Linked DNA regions of Homo sapiens: region 1 is linked to region 2. Evidence: chromatin loops called from intact Hi-C (ENCODE). Cell type or tissue: Calu3. All regions are shown on one strand.

Region 1 (5,000 bases), 86 kb before region 2:
AACTAGGAGACTTTTATGGACAGAATGAAGATACAGATGGATCCATAGATAAAGTCAACCTCAAGAATGGGCATTACACATTTTTGCTCTTGAATTGTCTGTATATATATTTTAAAGCTGCACTATATTTTTCCTAATGCTACGTATCAATGTATTGTTATATTAAATCACACCAAGTTGCACCTCAATTACAATAATCATATTAAAATGGTAGATACTTTTGTTTTTGAGTAGTCCAAATTAACAAAAATGAGGGAAGCCATTGATCATTGTTGGAGAAGATAAGAAAGGGGTTACGTTTGATTATCAGAATAAGAGAGGTTTTGAGAAGATAGTGAGGAAAGAAAAATGCCAGGTGTCACCCTATCTAAAAATAAGTGATAACTATTTACTTTGATTAACATTTCATGTGGCTGGCAATCAAACCCAAATAATTTAGATGTGGGAGAATGTGGGCTGTGTAAGATATACTTGACTTGACAAGTGTGGGAAGGGGATTTGGCAGAAAGATTCTAAAGATAGAGAACAGATAATTTTTTAAAAGAAAACTATTTTGCTTATGACATTGATTTAACTCATAAAAGTAGAAATTGTTTTTAATGCTAGCTGTCTCTTCATTTGGGACTATTTTAAATTCTTATGTGAATGATGATGATTTATGTTTAATTATCACATCGCTAACTTTTAAAAGCAGTTCTATAGTCTTAATTAATTATTTTGAGTAGGCAATCATATTCTAAGAAAACAACCAGAGGTCGGGTGCAGTGGCTCACGCCTGTAATCCCAGCATTCTGAGAGGCCAAGGTGGGTGGATCACCTGAGGTCAGGAGTTCGAGACCAGCCTGGCCAACATGGTGAAACCCCATCTCTACTAAAAATACAAAAAATTAGCCGAGTGTAGTGGCTTGCACCTGTAATCCCAGCTACTCAGGAGGCTGAGGTAGGAGAATCGCTTGAAACTGGGAGGCAGAGGTTGCAGTGATCCAAGATCGTGCCAGTGCACCCCAGCCTGGGCAACAGAGCAAGATTCGGTCTCCAAAAAAAAAAAAAAAAAAAAAAAGGGAAAGAAAACAATAAACTACAAGTAGCATAAGAATATCTTCCTTTTGGATGTCTTCAAAGATGGGACCTATGCACATAGTTGCCATAGTATGTGATTGAGATTAAATGAAATAAGCTATGTTTACTCTGTGGAACAAAAGAGGCCAGCTGGATTCCTGCAGAGCCAGTCCCTTGGTGCCAGAGAGAATCTTTACCAGGTCCAGTTAATCTCTTGCACCATCGATGAGACCTTAGAGGTAGCTGTGTAGATGTTGAATTGGAATTTTAGCTATTGTCATTCTAGAAAAGGGAATTAATCATTTACAGATAAGGTAAAAAGGAAAGAGAAATGTATTCTCTTACACAACATGGGTTTGAACTGTGTGGGTTCACTTTTATGCAGATTTTCTTCCACCTCTGCCATTGCTGAGACAGCAAGACCATCCCCTTCTCTTCCTCCTACTCCTTAACCTGCTCAGTGGGAAGACAATGAGGATGAAGACCTTTATGATGATCCACTCCCACTTAATGAATAATAAGTATATTTCTCTTCCTTGTGATTTTCTTAACTTTTTTTCGGCTTACAATATTGTAAGAATACAGTATATATTACATATAACAAACAAAATATATGTTTACCAACCACTTGTGTTATCATAAGGCTTCTCGTCAACAGTAGGCTATTAGCAGTTAAGATTTTGGGGAGTCAAAATTAATGTGGAGTTTTGACTGCACCAGAGGCTGGTTCCCCTAGCCCCTGCACTGTTCAAGGGTCAACTGTATTGAGAAAACAGTTTGAAGTCCAACTTGCCAGTTACACAATTGGCAGTCGGAAATACTATACAACACTTTCAAGATTCTGGAAGTCACAGTCTTTGGTAGCACATTTGTTTCACATGTATGCTCCAGCACCCAAATCGTAATTGTAAAGATGTCTATTGTTTTGCTGTATTTTCCCAGACAGTTATTATTTGTGTTCAACTGTGCACGAAGCAGGCCTCCTGATTGACTTAAGTTTCAGGGTGAAACAGAAAAGCAGGTGGGAGCAATGCCATGATTCTGCAAACTTTCAGAATATTGCAGCTTCCCCCCTTATCTCTGAGCAGGGAAATGCTTTCTGAAGTGAGCCGAACATTCACCAGACCTCTGTGTTACTTTGAAGTGCTTGCTTTTCCCAGCAGTTCTGACCGATCTTTAGGGGGAAGTGGAATTCTCTGAGCTGGGTGCCTCATGGACCATTGAGAGTGGCTGGTGTACAGCTGGTTTTAAGAAGGCAGAAACTTTCTCTTCTGAAGATTTAAATGCTTTGCAGGTCTGTAATGAAAGCAACACAGACCGTTGGCTGATTGCCTGACTTCTCTGCTTTCCTGAAAATTCAGCTCATGTGAGAGACAAGAGGGACACTAACTTACGTGGTGTGGACTTCCATCCGGAATATCACACTGGATGATGCCCTCATCATTGTCTTGAATATTTACTGCCCGTCAACTAGAAGAATAGGAACATTTAGTTATCACTTAGCTGTGGATGTTACCAATAAAAAAGCCACAAAATTGTCTGACTATTCTACATAAGGCCAAGGGAATATTTTCTCTAAATCCTTTCACAGTTTTAATTTTGAATAAAACAGAGTATGTATATTTTGTAATCAGCATTTTGTAAATTATATTTCTAAATGATGATAGGTACATCAAAATAGAATTTGGAGTCCAAAGTTCTAGTTATGTGTGAATGGTAGGGAAATTCTCTTCTAAAGTATGTATGGTCACTGCATTACAGAGCTCTTTATAATTAGCCCTTAATTATAAGAGAATTGACAGCAGTATTTCTCTAACTGGAATAGATAGTTTACTTGATTATGATGATTAGAGGACACTTTTGTCTATTGTTAGCTACAGGACTTTTGGCAAAAGTCTGATCATGCCATTCTTCTGCTCAGAACTCTCCAATAACTTCCCATATTACTCAGAGTTTAAGTCATTGAATTACTATTAGCCACAACGCCCTACATGATAAGTTCCACTGTTCTTCCACCCACCTCACCCCTCTTATTGCTTATATTACATGCCACTTGGCTCACTGCATTCCAGACATACTGATCTCTGTTGTTCCTCTAGAGGAACAGAACGTTTACGCTTGCAGTTTCCTATGCCTGGAAAACTTTCATCTTCCTAAAAATTTCATGGCTTACTTTCTCATTTCCTTTAGTCCTTTCTCACATATGCCACCTGTGATACTTCTCCCACTGTCCTGTCTAAAGTTGCATCCCCCTCTATGCAGTACTTTTAATAAACAGAATATATATTTTATACATTGTTTATTGTCTATCTTCTTATTGGAATGTAATCTTCATGAAGGAAGATATTTTAGTCTCTTTTGTTCAGTACTGTCACTCAGGTAACTAGAAAAATATCAAGTATGTAGTAATCACTCAATAAATATTTGTTCAAAAGTAAACGGTAGCTGACATTTATTGCATGCTTCTTCTATGCTACATACTCTTTTAACTACTTTATATGTGTGTGATTTGCTAGTCACAATGGTTCTGCCTTTCTTCATTTCACTGAAAATAAAACTGAAAAGGGCTTTGAGTAACTTCAAGATTATATTACTGGGAAGCAGTAGAGAAGAATTTAAATTCTGATTGCCCTAATCTTACAGATCAAACTCTGAGCAATTTCACTCTATTAACTATAACAGTAATGTACCTACCCGGAACCTATATTTTACTATGATTTGAAGAGAGGGGATTTATTTTTTTTTCCCTTCAGTTAATTTTTGAAAGATTTCTTTTATCATGACTCAAGCAAAATTTATTTTGGGTGTGAATAATTGCAAATGTCATTTAGTATTTGCCTTAACAGCAGAATATATGAACATTTTGAAACCCATAAGATTGCAGATATCATAAAACCAATGAAATTAATGCCTTCAGAGTGACAGGAAAAAATACTTCTGAATAACAACATTATGTATATCTCTTAGTTTTATTTCTAGCAGTAGTTATAGAATATTTATTTATAAATAAATTATTTTCTATTTTTAAAGACAGAAATAGTTACTTTGTAAGAGGTGGTTATACTTATCAGGATCATTCATGTTGTACTTTTAGAATGCAGTTGAGAAAATTAAGGCCCATGGATGGTGACCCTTAAGCTGTAATAACTTAGTAAAAATAGGAAAAGGGCCCTTGACAAATACACATGTTATTTATTGACTGATAAAGTATCCATTTTCTCCTTTAAACTGAAGTGTGTTGTTTATGTTGGTTTTCCTGCAAACAAGAAATGAAAAAATACATTTAAATTATAAATTAATTTTTTTTTGTTTCAGAGAAAGTAAAATATGTATGTTGTTTAAAATATGCTTAGCCATAATTTAGATAATTCTTTTATGCATTTTAGTAATTTTCATTTTTCCTTACATAAGCAAATGAAATATTCACCTTTGCACACTGGGCAAAATAAAAGCATAAGTATTTCTGATTTGTTTTACTAAACATAGATTGAGTAAACTAAGTTCTAAAAACTTTTTCTTTTTCCCAAATAGCTTTCAGAAAACACACTATGGGAGCATGAATAAATGCCTTACATTTTCATAGTCACATTAAAATTACTATATTAGTTAAACTTCCTCCATTTTACCCCGCTCCTTGACACCAAATGATATGACATATAATAATGTACACTTGTCTCTACCCTGTTTTGTGCTCAGAATTGGATTAATTTAGAGGATACTGAATGGACACAGTTTCTAATAAGAGGATGCTCCTCCATTGCATTGCCATCTATGACACAACAGGCATTATTTCAACCTGCTCCGTGTGTCTAGTGGAAACACAACCTGGTTTTTGGAGAAGGAGATGGAAATTGGAGAAAAAGAGGGAAAAGAAGGGAAGAACAAGAAGAGAAAGTGACTTCAGGAAATTTACCATGTGAAAGGGGGTCACTTCACATCTT
Region 2 (5,000 bases):
AGTTGGTTTCCCTACCCAAAGGCAGGAAAGTCACCCATGTGGTTGGGTTCTGGGGCCTTTTATGAACTTAGAATGGGGAGTGCATGCTGATTGGTATGTGAGTATGCAAAAAAAGTTTAAGACAAAGACACCACTCAAAGGTGGGCATGACAATGTAGAAAACCAATTAGGAAAGGGTAGGTATGTGTAAAATAGGTGAAGGATGAGGACCAATCAGAGGAAAACACTCCAAACAGGAAGACAAGCTCTTAAGCCTGTCTGAGGATTTAACTTGTGGCTTGGCTTTCAGGCTTTAAACTGCCTTCAGCTTGGAGGTGGGGTTTCACTGGGACCCGTCCCTATCTAACCAGACATTTGGTTGCCTCCTGCCACTCTCATTGTTTCTGAAGCTCTTTTTACACTGTCTATTAACAAGCTGCACAACAACTTGCATTTATATTTCTCTCTAAATTAGGGAAAGTGACTTGAAATAACTTTTAAAAGATAACGTGTTTTTGTCACTAATGCATAGCACAAATTCGACTACACAGCAAATATTTGCTGAATCAATGACTGGAAAAGAGACCATGCAATAAAAAAGTGTGATATATTAGTTTGCAAAGCTACAATATATTTTAGAAACAGATTAAAAACAGAGCAAAATGGGTATCTGGGAAGAAAAAGGGTGAAAAATAGAAGCAACCTATAAAAGCAAAATCTGGAGAGAAGTACTATGTGGGAACTTAGGAAGAATAAAAAAAGGAACAAAAATAAGGAAAAGTTTCAGTTTTGTATGGATGTGTCTAATGAGCCCTGTGGCCTAAGATTTTAAGGCTTGTTCTATCTCACTGTGTCTATTTCCTTAGGGAAAATTAAATTCATTTAGCCAGATAGCTGCTTTGCTGAGACTCTTCTGGCATTCTTATTAATGTAAAATACATCAAGGAATCAATGAAGGTGTAGGTTTACTCTACTAGTATCATGTTTGAGTTGGCTAAGGGTCAGAACATTAAAACAATCTGCTACTTATGAGTCTGCTCTATGAAAAAGGGCAAATCATGCAAAGAGGGGGGAAAAATAGTGTTAACAGATGTTACTGATGGCTTAAAAGAGAGTGGAGAAACGAAGGCAGAAAGGAGCAAAATAGCACACATTGTGGTAGAAAAACTATCAAACATGGAGTCAGAAGCGCTGGGTTATATCCAGACTTTGCCAGTATTTATTTAGGATACCTTGGGCAAATAATTTAATCTCTTCCGTTATCATCAGTAAAACTAAGACGTTAATACTAACTTATACGGTGATTATAATTATTAAACTATGTTATGCGTGTAAAAGTAATCTGCAAATTTTAGCATACTATATCAATATAAATACTTTTTCCACAACTCTGCCCTCTATAACTCTTTCTTTTTGAAATGTTAAAAAGAACACACTTTAAGTGTATAAAGATAAAAAATAAAAATATCGCTATCACTGTGGCTTTAGAAGTTTAAAAGACAGCAAGCTATTTTATTCACAATGTAAAATAAAATGAGTAAAGGCTTAGGCTTTCCCTCTAGTTTAGGAATTACTTTAATTTCTCTTTGGTCTCATGCTTTCCCACAGGCAATTTAGAATGTCACATACACTTAGAGTAGACACGTCATACAGTGAAATTGTGCAAAATGTTTATGACAATCCTCATCTGAGACATAAACACTTCTTGTTTCCTGCTCGTGTTTTCAATAAAACCATATTATTTCAAGCAAAATTACTTGGAATATGACTAACCACATGCTCTGTGAGACAACATATAATAGAGGCGCTTCCTTGAAAAAGAAAAGCATGAAAGAGAGAGAAAATGCATCCTGTGAGCCTCTTTATTTAACTGACTATCTTTGGGATAGAGCTAAGTAAGTTACTGTTGAGCTCAGCTTTACCAATTCTTATGATCTCTCTGAAGCTCTCTTTGCAACCAGGTCTTCCCGCTTTCTTCTCTTTATTTCCATTTAAGATGTCCAAGATGCCTACTTTCTTTCCAATAATAATTTCCTTTCTTATTCATTCTCTCAACTGCTCATTTTTTTTTGTCTCCTCCATTAAGAGAGAGAATCCACAAAGCAAGAAGTTGTTTGGCAAGTCATACTCAGGCCAGGAGAAACGTCTTTTAATTTTTCTTCTCAAATTAATGGAGTAATCTCATAACCTTGAATTTTGTTTTTTTTTTTTTTTGAGATGAAGTCTCACTCTGTCACTCAGGCTGGAGTGCAGTGGCACGATCTCGGCTTACTGCAACCTTCACCTCCCAGGTTCAAGCAATTCTCCTGCCTCAGCCTCCCGAGGAGCTGGGACTACAAGTGCACACCACCACACCCGGCTAAATTTTTTTTTCTATTTTTAGTAGAGTCGGGGTTTCATTGTGTTAGCCAGGATGGTCTCGATCTCCCGACCTCGTGATCTGCCCACCTCTGTCTCCCAAAGTGCTGGGATTATAGGCATGAGCCACCGTGCCTGGCCACCTTGACTATTTTTATCTCCTCTTCGTCCCCAATGTATAAGGAGGCTTGAAAAGAATCCTCACCTTTTGGACATGTTTATACCTATTCACAGAAGAATGCATTTCCTAACATATCAACAAGGAAAATATATTCCTTTCTATCAGTTTTAATATATATTACTCAAAAGTTTAAATTTTGAAATGTTTATTATCATTAAATTTATGTGCAACATGGGCATTCTTTAATGGTCAATAGCTGCAGGTGTCTGGTTTGCTAAATCACACATATTTACAAACAAGATTTTAAATTCTTTTTAGAGAGGGTCCATGTTTTACTCTTCTGGTTATCTCAAAGTTCCAAGACTGTATAATAAAATTTTTATAAATATACACCCAGTTGATTTAACGTATCTTCTAACTTGAGACAAAAATGTGAATCATAGAAATGTTATCTACTTTTGGAGAGAGTGTGCGATGGTCTGAAGAAATAGCAAAGACATTAGCCTATTATCATCCTGTTGAAAGTATAATTGATAGGTGGCTCTCAAGATCATAGGCCAATAGAGTAACATAAGTGTGGCAAACAGGTCAATATGCATTTCTACTCACCTTCATCTTTTTCTGTCTAACTTGGGATTTTGATAGAAGCAAAAGCAGAAACATCACTATAGTTACATGTGTTTATCTTATGGAATTTTGTTACTGATTGCTATGCAACAAAGAATGTGTCAAGACAGCCAAGTCTCTGCCATCTCTACTATATTCTCGATATAACTGAAAGTAATATTTAGCTTTACAATAACTCCTTAAGTTTTTTGCTTTTGTTTTTGCTTTCTTCTTTATTATTTTATTTTTGTTGTCTAACTTATCATACACTGTTTTCCACAAAGTGACAATCTTTTGGGAAGAGTATAATGCTGATTCTTGCTTTGGTGCCATTTGGGTCTATGCCATTGCTATACATTTCAGCCATTAACACATTATGCAGTTAACATCACGTCAATACACAGCCCATACAAATGAGATGGAGTTATGTAATATTGCTTGAAAGTTTTAAGCAGATGGCAAGATACTGTGACAAACACTTTTTACTTGAAAACAAAAAAAAAAATCCTTTTTGGGTAAATGATGTGTGTTGCACAGTTAGATTTCAGCATGATTTTACCAGGGTCTAGCTAGAGAAAGGATGTGCAACTACATGAGTTATACTTACTGAGCATTCCAATCCTTTGTGCCTCGTTGCAAATCCCCACTCCCTTCACACCACAGCTGCTGCTTGTTTCCACCACTGAGTTTTAAATAATTCAGTGAAATTCTTGAGAAGTGAAGAATGTTTTGCATAATTTTTAAGCTTGATTACTATTTGCACCAAATGTTGCTGATCAGCCAGATTGCCTCAATGGGACTAGTGAAGATTTCCTTTGAATTGAGATTCAAAATATATTCATTTTACTAAGTGCTTGAAAAGAGGAGAATCATGAAAATATCATTTCACATTTACTGTAGTAAAATTATGAAGGTAGATCACAATACAATGTGCTTTTTCCTAAACCTTTAAAAAGAAATAACTTTTTTTTTGCAGCTATATTAAAATTTACCATTTCTTTTTTTAATAGTATTGTTTGTTCATTCTTGGGACTTTTTCTCTGTCTTTCTCTATTCCACCCCAAGAATGATTATTAATATTAAAGAGTCCATTATGATACCAAAAGTGGTAAACCTCACATTTGAATTCTGTTTGTATAAATTTTTATTTGTAGTTTAACAGAACCCAATTCTTTAAAGGACATGAAAGGCAATTAGACCACAAGACTCATAAGAGATATAGAGGAGCACTTGGATTATAATAGATTATATCCAATATAAAAATGATTATATTTTGGAGTATACTGACTAAGAAGATACCTCAGGTCCAGAAATAAAAGGAAAGGAGAGTGAACTGAAGTCGTATGCAAGTTAGTTGAGAAGACGTATCTCTAAGCATCTTCCTTCATTGACTTAGGATGAACTAACTTAATGTCTCATACACAGAGTCCCAGAAGACTGAGTCTGGATTTGAGGATGGTGCAAAAGAAGTTCCTAGACTCAATTAGTTCTACTCACAAGCATTATCAAGGAGGGAGAGTACATGACCAGTTCTGAGGAACTCTGAACAAATGGCTACCCTCATAGTGAAACCAACCCAATTGTCCTAGAGAACTGATGTTTACAGTCTTTTAAAACAAACATAGAAATTGACCCTCCTAGTCTTAAAGCTTTAAACTAATATTTGTCTTATCTGAGTACCTTCCTCAGGAAACTGGCCCACAGGCCTCCCAGATAATATCAAGGGACTGAAACTCACCAGATCACAACATCCAGACAAGTAGAAGCCAGACCCTTTATCCCTCATGATTTACTTATTCTTTCCTATTTCTTGTTTACCTGCTTGTAGTTACATTCCTTCCCACTATATAAATCCCAATTTTTGTTGGTCAGGAAGATGGATTTGAGACTGATCTCCTATCTCATAAGCTGCAGCAACTGATTAATGCCTTCTTCC

Evidence for each region. A loop is a pair of places that touch in the nucleus more often than their neighbours do. Peaks named below come from ENCODE experiments on the same cell type or tissue, not always from the same donor. Only the 100,000 strongest peaks of a DNase experiment are listed, where the experiment ranks them.
Region 1: it touches region 2 in a loop (2.6-fold over the local background); 1 of 110 quality-filtered maps calls a loop at or near these places.

Annotation. Positions count from the first base shown.
Region 1 is chr3:90,008,627-90,013,626 of GRCh38, reverse strand. No RefSeq gene overlaps it. Among named protein-coding and RNA genes, the nearest start is that of EPHA3, 900 kb to the right of the region's middle. In Calu3, no CTCF peak of the experiment used is centred here; a DNase peak (open chromatin) is centred at 3,106.
Region 2 is chr3:89,922,836-89,927,835 of GRCh38, reverse strand. No RefSeq gene overlaps it. Among named protein-coding and RNA genes, the nearest start is that of EPHA3, 820 kb to the right of the region's middle. In Calu3, no CTCF peak of the experiment used is centred here; no DNase peak of the experiment used is centred here.